2 separate regions of the Homo sapiens genome follow, and region 1 is linked to region 2. Evidence: read pairs that join two places in POLR2A ChIA-PET (ENCODE). Cell type or tissue: Panc1. All regions are shown on one strand. Each heading gives the region's core, and the rest is flanking DNA. Links, peaks and the distances in the headings are about the cores only.

Region 1 (8,468 bases), core at 3,417-8,416, 65 kb before region 2:
TTCCACGCTAGGAAGACAGAAGATTATTTTCCGTAGAGAGCTCGGATACGAGTGGCAAGTAGTAGAGATTTTATTCTCATTGTACAGACGAGAGCAAGCTGCTTATTTACTGCTATGGTCTGAATGTTAGAATCCCCCTCCAAATTCATATGTTGAAACCCAATCCCCAATTCAACAGTATTGAGGTGGGGCCTTTAGAAGGTCATTAGGTCATGAGGGCTCCACCCTTATGAATGGGATTAGTGCCCTTATTAAAGTGGCTCAAAGGAGCTTGCTTGCCCCTTCTGCCATGCGAGGACATAGCTAGAAGGCACCGGCTGTGCCTATAAAGCAGAAAGTGAGCCTTTGCCAGACCCTGAATCTGCCGATGCTTTGATTTGAGACTTCCCAGCCTCCAGAACTCTGAGCAATAAATTTCGAAGGTCTTTTGTTATATCAGCCCAAACTAAGCCCTCTACAAGGAGACAAGCCCATGCACTCAGCCTCTGGTTTCTCCTAACCACATGCATCATTCTCAGGCTTCAGGGTCAAGCTGATTTTAGACAAGTAATTTCCACTCAAAATTGCTCAGTGAGATTTCCCACTCACTCCTGGGCACATTTAGCCAAGGCACCCATGTTCAGAATACACAGCCCAGCAGAATGGAAGACACAGCAACACTGCAGACAGAGCAGTGGACACAGCAAGCTTGACTCTTCCCCCATTCCCCATAGCACCCAGGGGCACTGGAATGGCCATGTTCACCTTTGCCCTAAGTGGTAGGGCAGAGGGAGTGAGAGTACCCTAGGGTACAGACTCCACTGTGCTCTCAAACAGGGCAAAAGGCTTTTGGCAAATACCCCAAATCATGATCCCTAAATTATGATAAGGTTATAGAATATCCAAAATAAGATATTATAAAAGGATCATCTGAATTTTAAAACTATAAGGGACATTACCTATCTCAGTTATAAGGAAGCTGTTTACATAGCCAGCAATTGTTAGGTGGGCCAAGGAAGTCCTTAACAAGTTAAACAGATGGAAAAATGATGCTCTCCCCACTTCTCTCCCTTCCGTAAGTATTTCCTAAGTGCCTACTATGTACCAGATACCATTCTAGGTGCAGGGGACATGTCTGTAAACAAAACAAAGTCCTTTCTCTTAAGGAGGTTACTTTCTAGTAGAGACAGACAAATAAATTAATAAAGAGAGGCTCTATCAGAGGTGAAAGTTCTCTGCAGAAAATCAAAGCAGGGGGCCAGGTGTGGTGGCTCACGCCTGTAATTCCAACACTTTGGGAGGCCGAGGTGGGCGGATCATGAGGTCAGGAGTTCAAGACCAGCCTGACCAACATGGTGAAACCCCGTCTCTACTAAAAATACAAAAATTAGCCAGGCATAGTGGCATGTACTTGTAATTCCAGCCACTAAGGAGGCTGAGGCAGGGGACTCACTTGAACCCAGCAGGTGGAGGTTGCAGTGAGCTGAGATCGCGCGACTGCACTCCAGCCTGGGAAACAGAGCAAGACTCTGTCTCAAAACAAAACAAACAAACAACAAACAAACAAACAAAAATCAAAGCAAAGCAAGGTAAGGAGATATGAAGATCTCCAGGAAGGAGAAGTGGTCAGAAACAGAATGAGTCAGGAAAGGTCAGGGTAATAAGGTGTTGTCTGAGTAAAGGCCTTTGTAGTGAAAGGGGAGCAGATAGATACCTATGTAAGGAATGCCCCTGGCAGAGAAAAGAGCAGGGACAAAGGCCCTGTGCAGGAAGAATATCAAGGGGCCAGAGTGGCAGAAGCCCAGGGAGGTGGGCTGAGGTGCAGAAGGTACGGGCGGAGTGGAAGGCTGAGCACCAGATCACACTTGGGGCCCTGGGGTTGGGTTTATTCTGAATGAGGTTTGAAGTCAAAGCAGAGATACTATCTGGAAGAACTTGCTCCAGCATGTTTTCAAAGGACCTTTATCTCCAAGAAAAAAGAAATCGTATTTGTCACATGACATACCTTTATATAAAATTATGTATACAGTTTCTTTTATAATACACATTGATGGTTTTAGGCAAAATTATCTATGTAATAGTTCCCTTGACAAAGGTAACACTCAACTCGGTTTTTCTCAAAGTAGCTGTGGAACAGATGGCTGCCCCAGGGCTTTCCTTCATGTTAAAAGAACAACAGTAACTACATGTAATCAAATTAAAAATAAAGCAAATGCACATATAATGACACTAAAATAAAATAAATGCCTCTAATTATAGGTGTGTATGTGATTCCTATGTCTCTGGGCTATTCTTTATCAGAACTAAGAATGAACTCTGGCTGCTGGGTTTATTCCAAAGCACTATCCCTCCCAAAAAGGTCTCAAAGTCAGTTTGGCCAAGGGCAGTGAACTTTCATATTAAAAAGAGAAAAAGGCCGGGTGTGGTGGCTCATGCCTGTAATCCCAGCACTTTGGGAGGTGAGGTGGGCAGATCACCTGAGGTCAGGAGTTGAAGACCAGCCTGGCCAACTTGGTGAAACCTGTCTCTACTAAAAATACAAAAAAGTAGCCAGACATGGTGATGGGCACCCGTGATCCCAGCTACTCAGGAGGCTGAGGCAGGAGAACTGCTTGGATCCAGGAGGCAGAGGTTGCAGTGAGCCTAGATCATGCCATTGCATTCCTGCCTGGGCAACAAGAGTGAAACTCCATCTCAAAAAAAAAAAAAAAAAAAGTAAAAGTAAAAAATGAAGAAGTATCACCAAATCAGCTGCTTACCACTTATCGGAGATATGCCCCTGACTTTGTTGTTGTGGTTGAGATTTGAGATGAAAAAGAGAACATTTTGAGAGGTTGATGAAGGACAGGGAGTTTCTTTCCTACTAGGAGGTAGTGGCCGGAAAGCACAAGTTCTCCACCTTGGGTGTGGCAGATGATAATAAAGGCTCAGATAAGAGGTGAGGACCACTTCCAAAAGGGAAAACTAAGTTTTTCCATCACCTGCTAAATCTTCCCCTCCTCCCAGTCCCTTTCTGAAGTCTGGGCTTTGGAACCCGGTGAGAAGGGAACCTTACTAATAAGACAATGACTACAGGAGTAGCAATCGATCTTTGAAATTCCCTACCCTTATCTGCAAACAGGATGAGATAAAAGGTGCCTGGCACAGAGTGGATACTCAAATGTTAATTTCCTTTTCCTCTCTTACCCTCAATTCTGAAATGAACGTGATTTTCTTACCTGTTCTTTGTGACCTTTGAAACAGTGATCACTAGAAATGAAGGCACTATGTTGGGAGAAGGTACAACATTCTTCCATTAAAGCAAAATGCCAGAGAGGACAGCCTTACCTGACATAGAGAGAGATGGGTACCATGGTGTTGAGAACAATGATATAGCCCCAGAAAATGAGGAATCCACGGTAGGAGGGTGTATCGTCTTCTCCATCATAGAGGTACCAAGAGGAATTGCCCACCTGTGCTTCCCAATAAGCATGGCCGATGGCAAGACCAGCAGAAAGCAGAATAAGAACAACAAAGATCTAGAAGACAGAAAACATTTAAATGCATTCTGAAGATGGATTTCCAACCTCTTGCATTTCCTAGATGCTAATTAACCTTACTCAATACTTCATATGATTGAGAATTTAGTAGTCTGAAAAATAATATATGTCAAATAAAAACAGCACTATCATAACGCTTTGAAAGTCTATTTGATTGCTGCAATTGACTGATGTATCCTACATCTCCCATAGAAGGTAAGGTTTTGTTCCCAAAATTATCTCTCCAAAGAGAAGGTGGTGTCTTATATTCAAATCCTTGAAGAATCTTATATTACAGGGCATTCTCTCAATTACGTTTACTTTGAACAATAACATACTGTTTGGGGAAGATATCTTACTTAGCATGAAACAACTTCCAACAAGGCTGAACTGGAAAACTGGAATGCTTATAGAAGATATTCAACAGATTTTTTTTTTTTTTTTTTTTTTTTTTTTTAGACAGCGTCTCACTGTATCACCCAGGCTGGAGTGCAGTGGTGCCATTGTGGCTCACTACAACCTCCACCTCCCTGGTTCAAACAATTCTTATGCTTCAGCCTCCTGAGTAGCTGGGATTACAGGCACGCGCCACCAAGGCCGGCTAATTTTTGTCTTTTTAGTAGAGACGAGTTTCACCATGTTGGCCAGGCTGGTCTCGAACTCTTGTCCTCAAGTGATCTGCATGCCTCAGTCTCCCAAACTGCTGGGATTACAGGTGGCCCTCACCCAGCCAGAATTTTTTTTTCAGGGCAAGAAAATTTCACCTATATTTGGGCGATTATTCCTTAAGGTGTAATGTCATAAGTATTGCATGACATTGTAAAATAAGATCACTTAAGAAGCAATATGATAAGTATTATGTTGTAGAAGTTATGAGCATATATTTATGGAAGGAATAAAAAGTCAACCATCCTAGTGGTACTTGGAGATTCGCAAGTGGGAATAAAATTTCCAGAGACAAATTTAAATTTCTGGACATGGAGTCCAAAAGTGCTATATCTCACAACTTTGTCGTGGAAAGAGCAGAGTGCCAAACAGGCTCTTTGAGAGTGGATAACCACAACCATGACACCAAAGATGAATGTGAAAAGTTCAAATACAATTTTCATGAAATGAGAAAGCAGGGGAAAATGTTTCTTAAATTATTATTTTTATGTGATTTTAAACATGTATATGCAATCAAAGAATAAGTTTTAGAAGTATGCATTCAAATTGAATTAAATACTTGAAAAAATTTTTCATTGGGAAATAGAAGGAGTGCTTAATATTTGGGGTCACCACGTGGGCAGAAAAGAGCAAACATAGCAGGTCTGAGACTGCTTCCTCCGAAGGCCGGCTTGCAAGGTTCGCCCTGGGCTGGTATCTGGTAACTTAGATGTTTGGAGGATTTCCCAGTTATTTTTTATTCTCTGATAAGAATAGCTCATGGGCCGGGTGCAGTGGCTCATGCTTGTAATCCAAGCACTTTGGGAGGCCGAGGCAGGCAGATCACTTGAGGTCAGGGGTTCGAGACCAGCCTGGCCAACATGGTGAAACCCCGTCTCTACTAAAAATACAAAAATTAGCCAGGTGTGGTGGCAGGTGCCTGTAATCCCAGCTACTTGGGAGGCTGAGGCAGGAGAATCACTTGAACCTGGGAGACGGAGATTGCAGTGAGCCAAGATCATGCCATTGTACTCCAGCCTGGGCAACAAGAGTGAAACTCAATCTCAAAAAAAAACAAATAATAATAATAATAAAAAAACTCATGATGCCTAACTGTGCAAACAGCATGGTTTATGCTGACCATCTGCATTCTTTTGGGGAGTCTAGAGTTTTTTTGTTAAAAACCTTTGACACTGAGTCTCTCATGAGCTTCCCTGGTATAGACAACATTTCACATGTGGTGTCATTAATTGCTGCTGGGAGAATTAAGTGCCTATTGTGTGTGTGGTTTGGTGGGGAGTGGGGGCAGGACGGCCGACTTTTGGAAGCTTGTGCCTGGTTTCCTTTGCACTTTGCTCCATGAGTCTTTGGTGATCTTGCTCTGTGTCCTTTTGTTGTAATGACTCACAGCTGTGAATACGACTATGTGCTGAGGCCTATGAGTCCTTCCAGTGAATCATCAAACCTGGGAGTGGTCTTGAGTGTCCTCGACATACTTTATTTTTAGCCTTGCCTTGTATTTGGAGCTATACAGTATATGTTGGGGGTGCTGGGGGAGGCTTGCTTCTAAGAGAACTGCCTCTATGGGAAAGTAACAGCAATGAAATCAACCCTACATTGACTTCAGGAGTCCAGCTTCACTAATTTATCTAGGGCTTCCTGGTTTTCCAGTTCCCGTCATCAAAGCACTCAGGGCACCCTACAACCGAAATTTCCCTTCCCAAGGGAATTCTCCTGTTAAAAGTGTGGCATTTCTGAGAAAAAGTAAGGCATTTCTGGAAAAAAAAATCCCTTCTTCCTGCATTTGAAGCTTGGAGTGCCCAATAATTTTTCTATTCCACCTAAAGAGGTAAGATTTTGTATTAGAAAAACATACGATAATATTAGTGCAAAAGACAGCAATCTAGATGAGAGATCTACTGAGATGAAAAATAAATACCGTGTAAACCATGTAGTTCATCAAGTAATCAATTTTAGTTCTTTTAAATCTGGTTTTCCCACTATTCTTCATTATTTTAGTGTCAGCACCTGAAAATGGAAAATTCAATGTAGTCATCAGTTGGGAAAAATCAATTCACTAGCTCACCAATAAAATTACTCTTCTTGGCCAGGCATGGTGGCTTACGCCTGTAATCCCAGCAGTTTTGGAGGCTGAGTTGGGCGGATCACCTGAGGTCAGGGGTTCGAGGCCAGCCTGGCCAACATGGCAAAACCCTGTCTCTACTAAAAATACAAAAATTATCTGGGCATGGTGGCACATGCCTATAATCCCAACTACTCTGGAGCCTGAGACAGGAGAATCACTTGAACCCAGGAGACAGAGGTTGCAGTGAGCTGAGATTATGCCACTGCACTCCAGCCTGGGCTACAGAGTGAGACTCTGTCTCAAAAAAAAAAAAAAAAAAAAAAAAAAGCTCATGATGCTATTACTCTTCTTTTGGTTTTGATGGACAAAGGACAGAAAAGCAATCCCCTCTAAGTCTTTAAAGATCATAGCTGATTAATTTCCCAAGAAACTCTGAACGTACCTGCAAAAATGACTAAGCCGTGGCAGAAATCGGTGTTCCTAATTACACAGCCACGTAACAAAATTTTATCAGCATCCAAAGGAAAACTTGTGTTTCTCCAAAATAGTGTTCCTGTAAACTTATCTAGTCTGTTATTGGGTTCTTCACATTCAATAAAACCTTTTAAAAATATAAGATTCACATAATTAATCACATACAAAAGTCTTTCTGGTTTTAATCAATAGGAATTGAACCAAGCAACTAAAATTTAAAGCAAAGTAAGACATGTTTGGTACAAACCATCAAATGTAGCCAATGTATCTTCTCTTTGGAGGTACTGGTCTGTGATTTCAAGTGACATCTTAAATTTTAAATTGGTTTCTCTAAAGGAATGGGGAAAAAATGAATTAAATGAACAAATTTTTGAGTTCAAAGTGGAAGTTAATCATCCAAAGTTACATTAGCCATACCTGGACATGAAGCCTAAATAATTAGCTGTTTCTATTTTCAAACTCTGTTCACCTTGGAACTTCAGGTTTGGAAAAGGTTATCCCCTGAAGTCGAGAAAATTTCTGACCTTGGGAAATGTTGGTTCCCTTCACTGTTTGTTGTTGTGAAGGTTAGGACAGAGGTACCCACAAACATCCTTCTCATTAACTTTAACTTTACCATCAGCTAGGACTACCAAAGTGCTGTTTGAAAATGTAGTGTCTAATATTTAATCACATTAAAATGATTCTATAACACATATTTGTTACAGAAATTCTGTTTCGCCTCTGTCAAATTCTTTTCCAGAGTGAATAACTGGATCACATGTTTTTGAAAGACAATTTTATTTGGAAAAGGAAGTCTTAGCTTTACTCCCAACTGCCCCACCATAGTGCAAGGTAAGGTCGTGGGTGGGCACAAGGGCAGGCCGGGGCAGGTGCTCTCAAGGGTGAGGCTGCCGTCTCACGACTGAAGGCTTTATATAGGATTCACGAATACTCAGGAATTTTCCCTAGGGAAGTTCATTCTCAACCTCACCATTCTGTTCTGGCAGGGCATGTTAGGATCTTATGTCTTTGTAAAGCTTTAGAATCTCTCATGGAAATAATAGCAGTTTTATAGTTGAGAATAAACAGTCGGGCGCCGCGGCTCACGCATGTAATGGCAGCACTTTGGGAGGCAGAGGCAGGCAGATCACTTGAGGTCAGGAGTTTGAGACCAACCTGACAACAGAAAGCTCTATCAGGCAACTGCCCATAATCCAATTTGGGTATAGCCTCGGGGCCTTAAAGAGAATGCAGTGTCTTTGTCAGTTAAGCCTTTACAATTAAGAAGTGGTTAATTGGTTTTTAACCAATTAGCCTGTACAATTAAGAAGTGGTTAATTGGCTTTAAGTATTTTTTTCCGCCAAAAAAAAAAAAAAAGTGTGATAGATTTCCAACAGTCAATTGCCTGATCTATGAAGCAATGACAGCCCTAGTTTTCAGTCTCATGATTTCCGCTCTCTGTAAAGCAGTGTATGCACATCTGGAGCGTGAGGCGCGAGGAGCAGAGGGAGCAATGTCCCGACTCTACCACTTACTGTGTGACCTTGGGCGGGCTGCTGCACCTCCCTGGGCCTCCGATTCCTCATGGGTAATACAGACGAATAATATTCGTCTCACATGGTCGTTTAGAGGATTAAATGAGCTAATATGTAAAGTGCCGGCAACCTCGTGAGCACTCAATAAATGCCTTGAAAACTGGTCAGAAAACTGGTCAAAAACAGAACTTCATTCTCTTTTAAATGATAGCATAGTAACCAAAACCAACACAAGGAGAATTCAAAAT
Region 2 (11,160 bases), core at 3,425-8,424:
GGGAAGAGAGAACCAGTAATATAACTACTTGGATACAGATTTTTGCTTTCCTCAAAGTATACTCAGCAAACCACCTTGATCATGGTATGAACAAGTGAAACAAACCACATTTCAAAACCAGGTTGAATGAAAAGATGCATTGGCTGAGCTTACTTGGAAATAATATGGAAAGAGAGGAAGTGGACAGATCTATAGATAAAAACAACATTGGCCTTGGCCATGAACAAGGGGGTTCATTTTACTATTTCTACATGTGTTTGAAATCTTTCTAAATTAAAACAAGGCAACAACAACACAACAAAAACTCTCCTTCACATAAACCAATGTATTAACATGAGGTCACCACTGTGTAAAGCACATGTGTACTAATCACCAACACAGGCTCTGAAGGGAACACATGCTTTATGCAGCCATTGGCTCCATCTTGAAAACTCAGATATTAAATAATCTTTTCATAGACAGTTAAGAGGAGATTATTTTAAAAAATGAAATACAGGCCGGGCACAGTGGCTCACGCCTGTAATCCCAGCGCTTTGGGAGGCTGAGGCGGGCAGATCACCTAAGGTCAGGAGTTCATGACCAGCCTGGTCAACATGGTGAAACCCCATCTCTACTAAAAATACAAAAATTAGCTGGGCTTGGTGGTGCACTTCTGTAGTCCCAGCTACTTGGGAGGCTGAGGCAGGAGAATTGCTTGAACCTGGGAGGCGGAGGTTGCAGTGAGCTGAGATCATGCCACTACATACCACCCTGGGCTACAGACAGAACAAGACTCTGTCTCAAAAAAAAAAAAAAAAAGAAAGAAAGAAAAGAAAAAAAAAAAGATACATCTGAATATTTAATAAAGTGAAAATGTTATAGAAAACTATAATGTTTTATGAGTCAGGGCCACTCCATTTGCATTGGACTTGAGGAGGCATATTTCTTCTTTGGTTAAACAGGAATATTTAGCATTTACTTGTTCTTTTTGTGCATTACAATTTTTTTCTTTTAAGAATCAGTTTCAGCCTGGCACAGGGGCTCATGCCTGTAATCCTAGCACTTTGGGAGCCTGAGGCAGGTGGATCATTTGAAGTCAAGAGTTCGAGACCAGTCTGGTCAACGTGGTAAAACCCCGTCTCTACTAAAAATACAAAACTTAGCCAGGCATGGTGGCACATGCCTGTAATCCCAGCTACTCAGGAGGCTGAGGCAGGAGAATTGCTTGAACCTGGGAGGCGGAGGTTGCAGTATGCCAAGATCACACCACTGCACTCCAGCTTGGGTGACAGAGTGAGACTCTGTCTAACAAAAAAATATATATATATATATATTATGAAGTAATATTGCTGTTCCTCAGTTTATCATCTGTAAAATGAGTAAAAACAATAGCAGCTGCCTTTTACAGCTGCTGTGAGGATAAAATGATTCAATATATGGAAAGCTCTGGAATAGGGCTTGACCCAAAGGAAGGCTCAGTAAATATTAGCTGTTGTTTTTCTTATGTGAGATAATTAAATACTAGGAGAAGAAACACATCACCAAATTGACACTTCAGGGACAGCTGAGAAGTTACTACAGCCCACGCCGGGGCTCAAATTTACTTTCGTGTGTTGAATCATTAATAGCAAGGGAAATACCTAACTCGTAACCTACTGTCTCAGGCCACAGGAAAATGTCACCCTAGTAGTGAGAGAGATATTAAATATTTTACTCTACCAGCTGCTCAGAGCAAAGCAGCCTGGGGTGTATCCATTACTGCCTTTTTCAGATCTCCTGAAAGATGTCACAAACCCCAAACTCTGGAATTTAGAATATAATATGAACAAGGCAACTTAGAGTTGGTATCTTTGCATAGTGAGTAAATGTGGAATTTTTCAGAATGATAAAGTGGTTTTGTTTATGGTGTTTGTTTTTTTAAGAAATAGAAATTGTCTTTACATCTGACACCTCTGCCACAATATCCAGTGTATATCTTGCCAATAAGAGACACATTACACCAGCCAGCCTAAAATAGTCTCAGGTTGTTTACCAACAATGTGTAATTGTGCATTGGAGAACCCGGGGCTGAAAGTATTCATATATTCATGTTACACTCCCATCAGATTTGCCTTATTAAATGGTTCTAATGCTAGCATCCTACATAAATGGCAAAATTCATGCATTATATAATAACATCAACATTTGGGAAGGGAAAGATTATAACAGACACTGAATCTCTTAATTTTTTCTCTACCAAGATAAAAAAAAAAAATCCTGGACATGTGCTTGCTTCGGCAGCACATATACTAAAATTGGAATGATATAGAGAAGATTAGCATGGCCTTTGCACAAGGATGACACACAAATTCATGAAGCATTCCATTTGTAAAAATTAAAAAAAAAATTAAAAGCCTTGATAAAATGTCCTGCGGATTTGACAGTTTCACATTGACGCTTAATCAAGTTAATTCTTGATTATTTGTGTGTTTACTGACTGATGTAGTTATTATCCATGAATCCCAGGCTCTGGTCAGCTGCCTGGCTTCACATAAGTTTACACAGGCAAACTCCCAAAGGGAGCTTTTAACTTTTAACTGTTTAAAAAGCGGTTAGAGGTGATCAATATTCTAATTGTTTCCAGGCCTTGAAAACAGAGAATCCTATATTCTCTCCTGTTCTCTACAGAGTCACAGCAGTGCAATTCCAATTCAATCCAATCCCCAGCCATAACATAATTAACGGCGCAGCACTGCCAGGGACAGACAGATGAAGAGGGCTTGCACGCGCCCAGACACCAGGCTCACTGCTGAACCATTTGAGCTTAAGTTACATATAGTTCATTATCCCCCTTTACCCCTAAATACTTCAGGGGTAGTCTCTCACATTCTCTTACATAACCATAGTAGAATTATCAACTTCAGACAATTTAACATTAACATTCACAGTTATCTAATAGTCTGATTTCGTCATTGACCCAATGATGTCAGTTATAGTATTATTTTTCCTCTAGCACAGGATCCAGTCTAGAATCAGGTGTTACTTTAGGTAGCCATGTCCTTTAATCTGAAACATTTCCACAACATATATATATATATATATACACACACACACACACACACACACACATATATACACACACACATATATATATATGAAATATTTACACAACATATATATGTGTGTGTGTATGTATATATATATATATTTGAGACTGAGTTTATCTCTGTCACCCAGGCTGGAGTGCAGTGGCATGGTCTTGGCTTACTGCAACCTCCGCCTCCCGGGTTCAAGCGATTCTTGTGCTTCAGCCTCCCAAGTAGCTGGGATTACAGGCGCCTGCCACCATGCCCAGCTAATTTTTATATTTTTAGTAGAGACACGGTTTTACCATGTTGGCCAGGCTGGTCTCGAACTCCTGACCTCAGGTGATCTGCCCACCTTGGCCTCCCAAAGTGAGATTACAGGCGTGAGCCACTGTGCCCGGCCTCCACAACCTGTATTTGTCATTTACAACACTGACATTAAAAGAATATGGTATTCCTTCTCTCTCTCTCTCTCTCTTTTTAAAACTGAACCTCCCACTTTTGGGCTTTCTCTGTCATTTCCTCGTGATTTAATTCAAGGTCTCTGTTCTTGCTGGAACATCACATAGGTGATGCTGCGTCCTTTCAGATGTGACATCTGGAGGCACGTGAGGTCTCTGCCCCTTGTCGGTGATTGCATTTTGATTTTATACTTTGGTCATGTGGTCAACGTGTTGTTTGATTTCTCCACTGTATGTATTTTTTGAACTTGTAATTTGTGGGGAGACACTTTTAAGACATCGCAAATGTCCCGTTCCTTATCACAATTTCCTCCTAAACGTGACACTCATGGATGATTCTCCCCTGATCCAGTCTCTACTACAATGGCCATGAAAGGATGATTTCACAGCACCCATCCCCTCCACGCATATTGGTGAGCCTGAGCATGCCGCTGTAAGCATAGCCTCCCTACTTTCCACTTATTAGTTAGTAATCAATATGGATGTGTAAATTCCTATTTTTTCTCCAATGGCATATAATTCCTTACTGTCCATAATTATTTTGGTGTCCACATGGTCCCTGGTTTGGCCAATCAAAGCACTTTCAAGCTAGCACTGTGTCCTTGTGACAGGCTCCCATCATTCTTTCAGCATGTCCATACCTTGTGACAATAACAAGATGTTCCAGGCTCAAGTTGTACCTCTCCTGCCCCAGCCTGTAATCAGCCATTTCTCCCAGTACCCCTGGTTCCTTTGAATGGGAAATGATAATAGAGACCAAGATCTTGGCACTTGATGTGCTTGTTACTAGCGGGGTGACTTTGCTTCTTGGTCCTGGTCCTTTGATGGATAGAGCTAAGTAAAAAATGTATACACACACACACATACATATACACTTATGCACACACGCATGTACATGGGAATACTTATACATGCATGTATTTCAGAAATCAGTTCATACCTATTCTTCTGATTCCAATTGATTCCCACAATGTTCTTTTCCCCCATCTCCCATTTCCTTTCTATATGTTCCTTCTTTCTCAGTGAGAACCCTGGCTCTCCAAAACAATAACTCATTTGCTCAATGCTAAAATACATCTAAAACTGTTTCAGAGTTGCTTTGCCAGTATCACTACATAAAGTATATCGTAAGAGTTTAAAATTTCTTTGCGAGTTTCCCTCACCACCCAACTTTAGACAAGATGGAGCATATCTCATAGAATACTGTGTTCGTAGCTCCCTGGATTATTTCTTTTTCTCCCCTCTTCACTGTGGTTATGGAATTCATTTGAAATACAACTGGGTTTCTTCATTTCATGTTGCTCTCAGTTTTAGGATTTCCCCTATCCCTATTATATATATACTTATATTTAAATATAACTTAAAAAAATAGGGATGGGGGTCTCACCGTGTAGCTCAGACTGGTCTTAGGCGGGAGGATCATTTGGTCCTCAGCTCAAACGATCCTCCCACCTCAGTCTCCCGAAGTGCTGAGATTATAAGCATGAGCCACCAAGTCTGGCCCCATCCTTGATTTAAATTTATTTTTGAATATGTAGGACATTAACAGGCTCCCCAAAGCCAAAACTATGCAAAAGGGTGTCTTAGACAAGTAACCCTCCTCACATATCCCCTTCTCCTTGTTCCCACCCACCCTTTGTTGGTAATCGACTTTACTGTTTTCTGTTTATCCGTCCTGTGTGTTTTACAAAGATAAGAAGATAGGCCAGGCGCGGTGCCTCACGCCTGTAATCCTAGCACTTTGGGAGGCTGAGGCGGGTGGATCACCTGAGGTCAGGAGTTCGAGACCAGCCTGACCAACATGGAGAAACCCCGTCTCTACTAAAAAAAAAAAAATACAAAATTAGCCAGGCACAGTGGTGCATGCCTGTAATCCCAGCTACTTGGGAGGCTGAGGCAGGAGAATTGCTTGAACTCGGGAGGCAGAGGTTGTGGTGAGCCAAGATCGTGCTATTGCACTCCAGCCTGGGCAACAAGAGCAAAACTCTGTCTCAAAAAAAAAAAAAAAAAAAAAGATAGTTGTATTTTTCCTTATGTTTCCTTTTTTCTTTTACAAAAGTAGAAAATATATGTTCTTTTGCACTTAGCTTTTTTCACTTAGCAATATCTCCTATAATCACTAGAAGTCACTTCTCAGGCAACTGTTTGCAAGTAGAGAAATATTTATGTCTTATGTCTATGTATAAATCATTTTCCTGGAAAACTTAAAAGAAATCCATAGGCCGGGCATGGTAGCTCACGCCTGTAATCCCAGCACTTTGGGAGGTTGAGGCGGGAGGATCACAAGGTCAAGAGATCAAGACTATCCTGGCCAACATGGTGAAACCCCATCTCTACTAAAAATACAAAAATTATCCGGGCGTGGTGGCACGCCCCTGTAGTCCCAGCTACTTGGGAGGCTGAGGCAGGAGAATCGCTTGAACCCGGGAGGTGGAGGTTGCAATGAGCTGAGATTGTGCCACTGCACTCCAGCCTGGGCGACAGAACGAGATTCCATCTCAAAAAAAAAAAAAAAAAAAAAAAAAAAGAAATCCATAGATCCCACGATGGCTTGCTTCCCTTTCTTTCTCTGTTTTCCAAGACAGAAGTCCTCATCTACCACCCTAGGTCCTTAAAGTCTAGCTTTCCTTTAAAGACTCAACTTTAACCTAAGGGTAGCATATTACTGCAGTGAATTTATCAACCTCTAGGCGAGATATTTACAACTCCAGGGACCTTCCCTAAGCAAAATTTCAATCTAAGGTGATAGCTCCAATAGCAGCAACCAAGTAAATATTCATTGAGAATTTTTAAAAAATCACCTTGTGAACCTTTAATCCCTAACAGATAATCTGGTAACTCATGGCAAGTGGTCATCAAAGAAACCAGGAAGGGCCGGGCACGGTGGCTCACGCCTGTAATCCCAGCACTTCGGGAGGCTGAGGCGGGCGGATCACGAGGTCAGGAGATGGAGATCATCCTGGCTAACACAATGAAACCCCATCTCTACTAAAAATAAAAAAAAAAGAATTAGCCGGGCTTGGTGGCGGGCGCCTGTAGTCCCAGCTACTCTACTCGGGAGGCTGAGGCAGGAGAACGGCATGAACCCGGGAGGCGGAGCTTTCGGTGAGCAAAAATTGCGCCACTGCACTCCAGCCTGGGAGACAGAGCGAGACTCCGTCTCGGGAAAGAAAAAAAAAAAAAAAGGTATTTGGATGACTCAGAATAGGCCACCATCGCTGTTGGGAAACTCCTAGTCCTGCCCTGTGCAAACCAACTGCAGCTTAATTGTCTCTGACTGGCAATTGCTACCACCCTCCTACCATTCCCATCATGTAGGAGAGCTGCTAGGAGGTCCACTCACTTTGTCACTAGCACCCAAATTCAAAGGCACTAGAAAGAAGCTATCACTCCAAACCCTCTACATACCAGCAAGAAGGAGGTTGGTGCTGCAGTACCTGGATATTCCAAATTGGCCAATCTCTCCCAATCTCTCCAATATACAAAGATCGGGGGGAAAAAATGACTAAAAATTATCCTCCCACATAGTGATTTTAATTCCCGGTAGAAATGTAAGTGGAAGGAAGCCAAAGATGAATTCAGTACAATAATATCATGATTAACAAAGTCTTGGGATGAACATTTCATCAACACAATCACTCTGGGATAATGCCTGGGTGGATGAGATACTTGAGTAGCTTCTGCTTCTACATGTCCTAGAACCAGCAGAGGGAAAGGGCCTGTCCCTAAGACCCCTCCAGCTGGGAACAGAGCCTGCAGCCCCAGAGATGCCTGAGGAACCCCCTCTGTGGCCAGCCTATCTCCACCTTCGTCTTTGCTCTTCCACCTTCCCCAAACTGAACATGGTTTGTTTTAAGGGAAAGAGCAGCTAGTGGCTTCCACAAGATCCAGCCCAAAAGTAATGCACATTCTGGCACTTAACCCGAATCTCCTGCAACCTCTTCTCATCTTCATGAAGCTTCTGACAAGGAAATGTGGCTATACTATATCCTCCTCTTTGTTCACCAAGGTAATAAGGAAGATACTTTTTATTTTTTTATTTAAGATGGAGTTGGCCGGGCGCAGTGGCTCACGCCCATAATCCCAGCACCTTGGGAGGCCGAGGTGGGTGGATCATGAGGTCAGGAGCTGGAGACCAGCCTGACTACCATGGTGAAACCCCGTCTCTACTAAAAATACAAAAATTAGCCAGGCATGATGGCGCGCACCTGTAGTCCCAGCTACTCCAGAGGCTGAGGCAGGAGAATCGCTTGAACCCAGGAGGCAGAGGTTGCAGTGAGCCGAGATCGCACCACCGCCCTCCAGCCTGGGCAACAGAGCGAGACTCTGTCTCAAATAAAATAAAATAAAATAAAATAACATAAAATAACATAAAATAAAATAAATAAAATAAAATAACATAAAATAACATAAAATAAAATAAATAAAATAAAATAAAATAAAAAATAAAATAAAATATAAAATAAAATAAAATAAAATAAAATAAAATAAAATAAAGAAGCCCTGAACTCATAGCCTCAAGCAATCCTTCCACCTTGGCCTCCCAAAGTGCTGGGATTATAGGCGTGAGCCATTGCACCCAGACTGTGTTGTTGTTGCTATCAGGGCAACTGTGATATTTATCTTAAGAAAGTTTTAGATTCAAATGCAGTGGCCTCTCTGAAGATTCTTGAGATAAGACAAAGAGTGGGAGAGAACTATTCTCTACTCTAGCATGGCACCACGAGCAGTACGGCCTTAGCAAGTCACATCCTCACCTGGGCTCAGGTTATCATCTGTCAGTGAGGGTTCTTGACCAGATCAATGATTCTAAGATGTGGCCACACATCAGAATCCCACAGTGTGCTTTTAACAGCAATAGTTTGTTGAACCTGAACCCAATCTACTGAACCTGGAATGGGGAACAGGTAAAGTCTGTCCCTGCATTTCTCCAGAAGATGGCTGAGGTCCTTTCTGGCACTAAATCTCCTAATTCTATAGGTTTTTTTCTTTTCCTATTTTTTTTTTTAATGGACTAGGCCAGGTACAGTGGCTCACGTCTGTAATCCCAGCACTTTGGGAGGCTGAGGCGGGCGGATCACAAGGTCAAAAGATTGAGACCTTTCTGGCCAACATGGTGAAACCCCATCTCTAAAAATACAAAAATTAGCTGGGCATGGTGGTACACACCTGTAGTCCAAGCTGCTCGGGAGGCTGAGGCAGGAAAATCACTTGAACCTGGGAGGTGGAGGTTGCAGTGAGCCGAGATTGCGCCACTGCACTCCAGCCTGGTGACAGAGCAAGACTGTTAAAAAAAAAAAAAAAAAAAAAAAGGATTATTACTGAATAGTTTTAGGTTTACGGAAAAATGGAGTGGCAATCCCCACATATCCTTTCAGCCCCGTGCCTTAGTGTACGCTGTTCACATCTTGCATTAGAGTGGCACATTTGTTACAACTGATGAGCCAATAATGAGATACACACACACACACATATATATATATATATTTTTTTTTTCTTTTGAGACAGGGTCTCACTCTGTTACCCAGGCTGTAGTGCAGTAATGTGATCTCGGCTCACTGCAACCCCCATTTCCCAGGTTCAAGCGATTCTCCTGCCTCAGCCTCCTGAGTAACTGGGACTACAGGTGCCCGCCAACACGCCTGGCTAATTTTTGTATTTTCAGTAGAGACAGGGTTTCACCATGTTGGCCAGGCTGGTCTTGAACTCCTGACCTCAAGTGATCTGCCCGCGTCAGCCCCCCGAAGTGCTGAGATTACAGGTGTGAGCCAATGTGCCCGGCCCCAGTAATGACATATTGTAACTAAAGTCCCTAGTTTACATGAAGTCCACAGTTCACTAGGGTTCACTCTTTGTTGTGTGGGGTTTGGCAAATGTATAGTGACACACATGGTACCTAGTTGAAAGAATGCCCTCTTGCATTAAGTCTTACTCTCAAGAGTGGAACACACAGTAAAGGCAGAAGAGGAGAGCAATAGGCTGCTTATATCCCGTGATCCTCAAGTGATGACAAATCGAAGATATTTACAGTGAACAGTGGTGCATGTGCCCAGCACCATAAACATGAACCTACTTACTTTTTTGCTTTTTCATTGTTCCTTTTTAACACTTGGAATATCTTTCCTACAGCAATACTCTCTGTTACTTAAACTACCAAACCCATTATCTCCTGATGAAGCAATGTGCTTCCCAAACGTAGTAATTCAAGGCTGTGTCTTTACAGCCTTGAACAATCTTTTAAAAATCTGAGACATAGCAACCAGATGTTGATAGAGATTACTTCTCTTGATCCAAAGATAACTGGCACTTGGAGTTCTAAGAAAGTCAGGAGTTCAAAGAATGAGAATCTAAGTGAGGGAAAATGAACTCCTTGAACACACGTTTTTTGCACTGTTATCAAGTCATTTCTTAGGATTGATTGTCAGAATGAAATGGTTGTTAAAAAATTGTACTCTAGGCCGGGCGCGGTGGCTCATGCCTGTAATCCCAGCACTTTGGGAAGCCGAAGCGGGCAGATCACCTGAGGTCAAGGTTCGAGACCAGCCTGACCAACATGGAGAGGCCCTGTCTCTACTAAAAATACAAAATCAGCCGGGCTTGGTGGCACGTGCCTATAATCCCAGCTACTAGGGAGGCTAAGGCAGGAGATTCGCTTGAACCTGGGAGGCGGAGATTGCGGTGAGCCGAGATCGTGCCACAGCACTCCAGCCTGGGCAAGAAGAGCGAAACCCCATCTCAAAAGAAAAAAAAAAAATTGTACTCTAAAGATAGAGCTCTGTTTCCACAAATTGTATCAGAAACGAGAGGTAACATTTCAACATTTAAGCTTTCATATGCATTTATTTTTCAAATTCCAACAAACATTTTCAAGTTTGTTAGAACTAAACAGAACCTACTAGAATCAATTCTATTGATGTCATTTCTTTTAACATAGCAACTTATCACACAATAAGTACTCAATGTCTGGGTTTTAATTGACCAAGTAAGTAAATTGAAGAAAGTTTGGAAAACTTTCTCTTCCTCTGACACAATTCTTCACTGTTCTTTTTTTTGGGGGGCGGGGGGATGAAGCTTTGAAAAATTTATTTTTGCATAACATAAACATGTCAATCTTTCCCTTTAGCTCCTTCCACTCCTCCTTCAGTGTGCCGAAGAGATACTGAGTTCTTCCAGATTTTTGCTTAGCTGGGTAGTTTCTAAACTCAACAGACTCTCCAGGTAGGTAGTTCCTGCACGGGGCTTTCCTGTCACTGGATCTATGACTTTTCCAACTTTGAAAATGATCTTGGCCTGTTCATGTTTCACATGCTTCGTTCATGGGACAGGTAAAGCTCTGAGAAGCACGATATCCCCAGCTGTGCACTGCCGAAGGCCATCGTGAACAAAGGAGGTTTTCCACTTATTATAATACTTTAATAAATAGGGATCCAGAACAAGCCCGGTCACTCTCGCTTTAGCAGTCTTTTGTATTTTTGTCCCAATCACCTTCCCCACGATCCATCTGGCATGGACAGATGAACGAACGACGGACATGATGTGGCTTTGGTCACCTCCGCCATGACTGTGCAGCCACCTGCCCCAGGGAGCCTGCCTTCCTTCCTTCCTTCTTTCCTTCCTTCCTTCCTTCTTTCTTTCTTCTTTTCTTCCTTCCTTCT

The links. Peaks named below come from ENCODE experiments on the same cell type or tissue, not always from the same donor. Only the 100,000 strongest peaks of a DNase experiment are listed, where the experiment ranks them.
Region 1: POLR2A ChIA-PET joins it to region 2 with 7 read pairs; 4 of 35 experiments call an interaction of 5 or more read pairs at or near these places.

The regions. Positions count from the first base shown.
Region 1 is chr18:57,688,501-57,696,968 of GRCh38, forward strand. It overlaps ATP8B1 (ATPase phospholipid transporting 8B1), which reads right to left. Exons shown (of 28, transcript NM_001374385.1): 9 at 6,950-7,032; 10 at 6,671-6,829; 11 at 6,082-6,170; 12 at 3,307-3,497; 13 at 1-7. Among named protein-coding and RNA genes, the nearest start is that of ATP8B1-AS1, 62 kb to the left of the region's middle. RefSeq lists an enhancer at 5,187-6,386. In Panc1, for the core only: no CTCF peak of the experiment used is centred there; a DNase peak (open chromatin) is centred at 5,561.
Region 2 is chr18:57,753,151-57,764,310 of GRCh38, forward strand. The region is part of intron 1 of ATP8B1 (ATPase phospholipid transporting 8B1); the gene reads right to left. It also overlaps the pseudogene RNU6-742P and the pseudogene MRPS17P7. Among named protein-coding and RNA genes, the nearest start is that of ATP8B1, 45 kb to the right of the region's middle. In Panc1, for the core only: no CTCF peak of the experiment used is centred there; no DNase peak of the experiment used is centred there.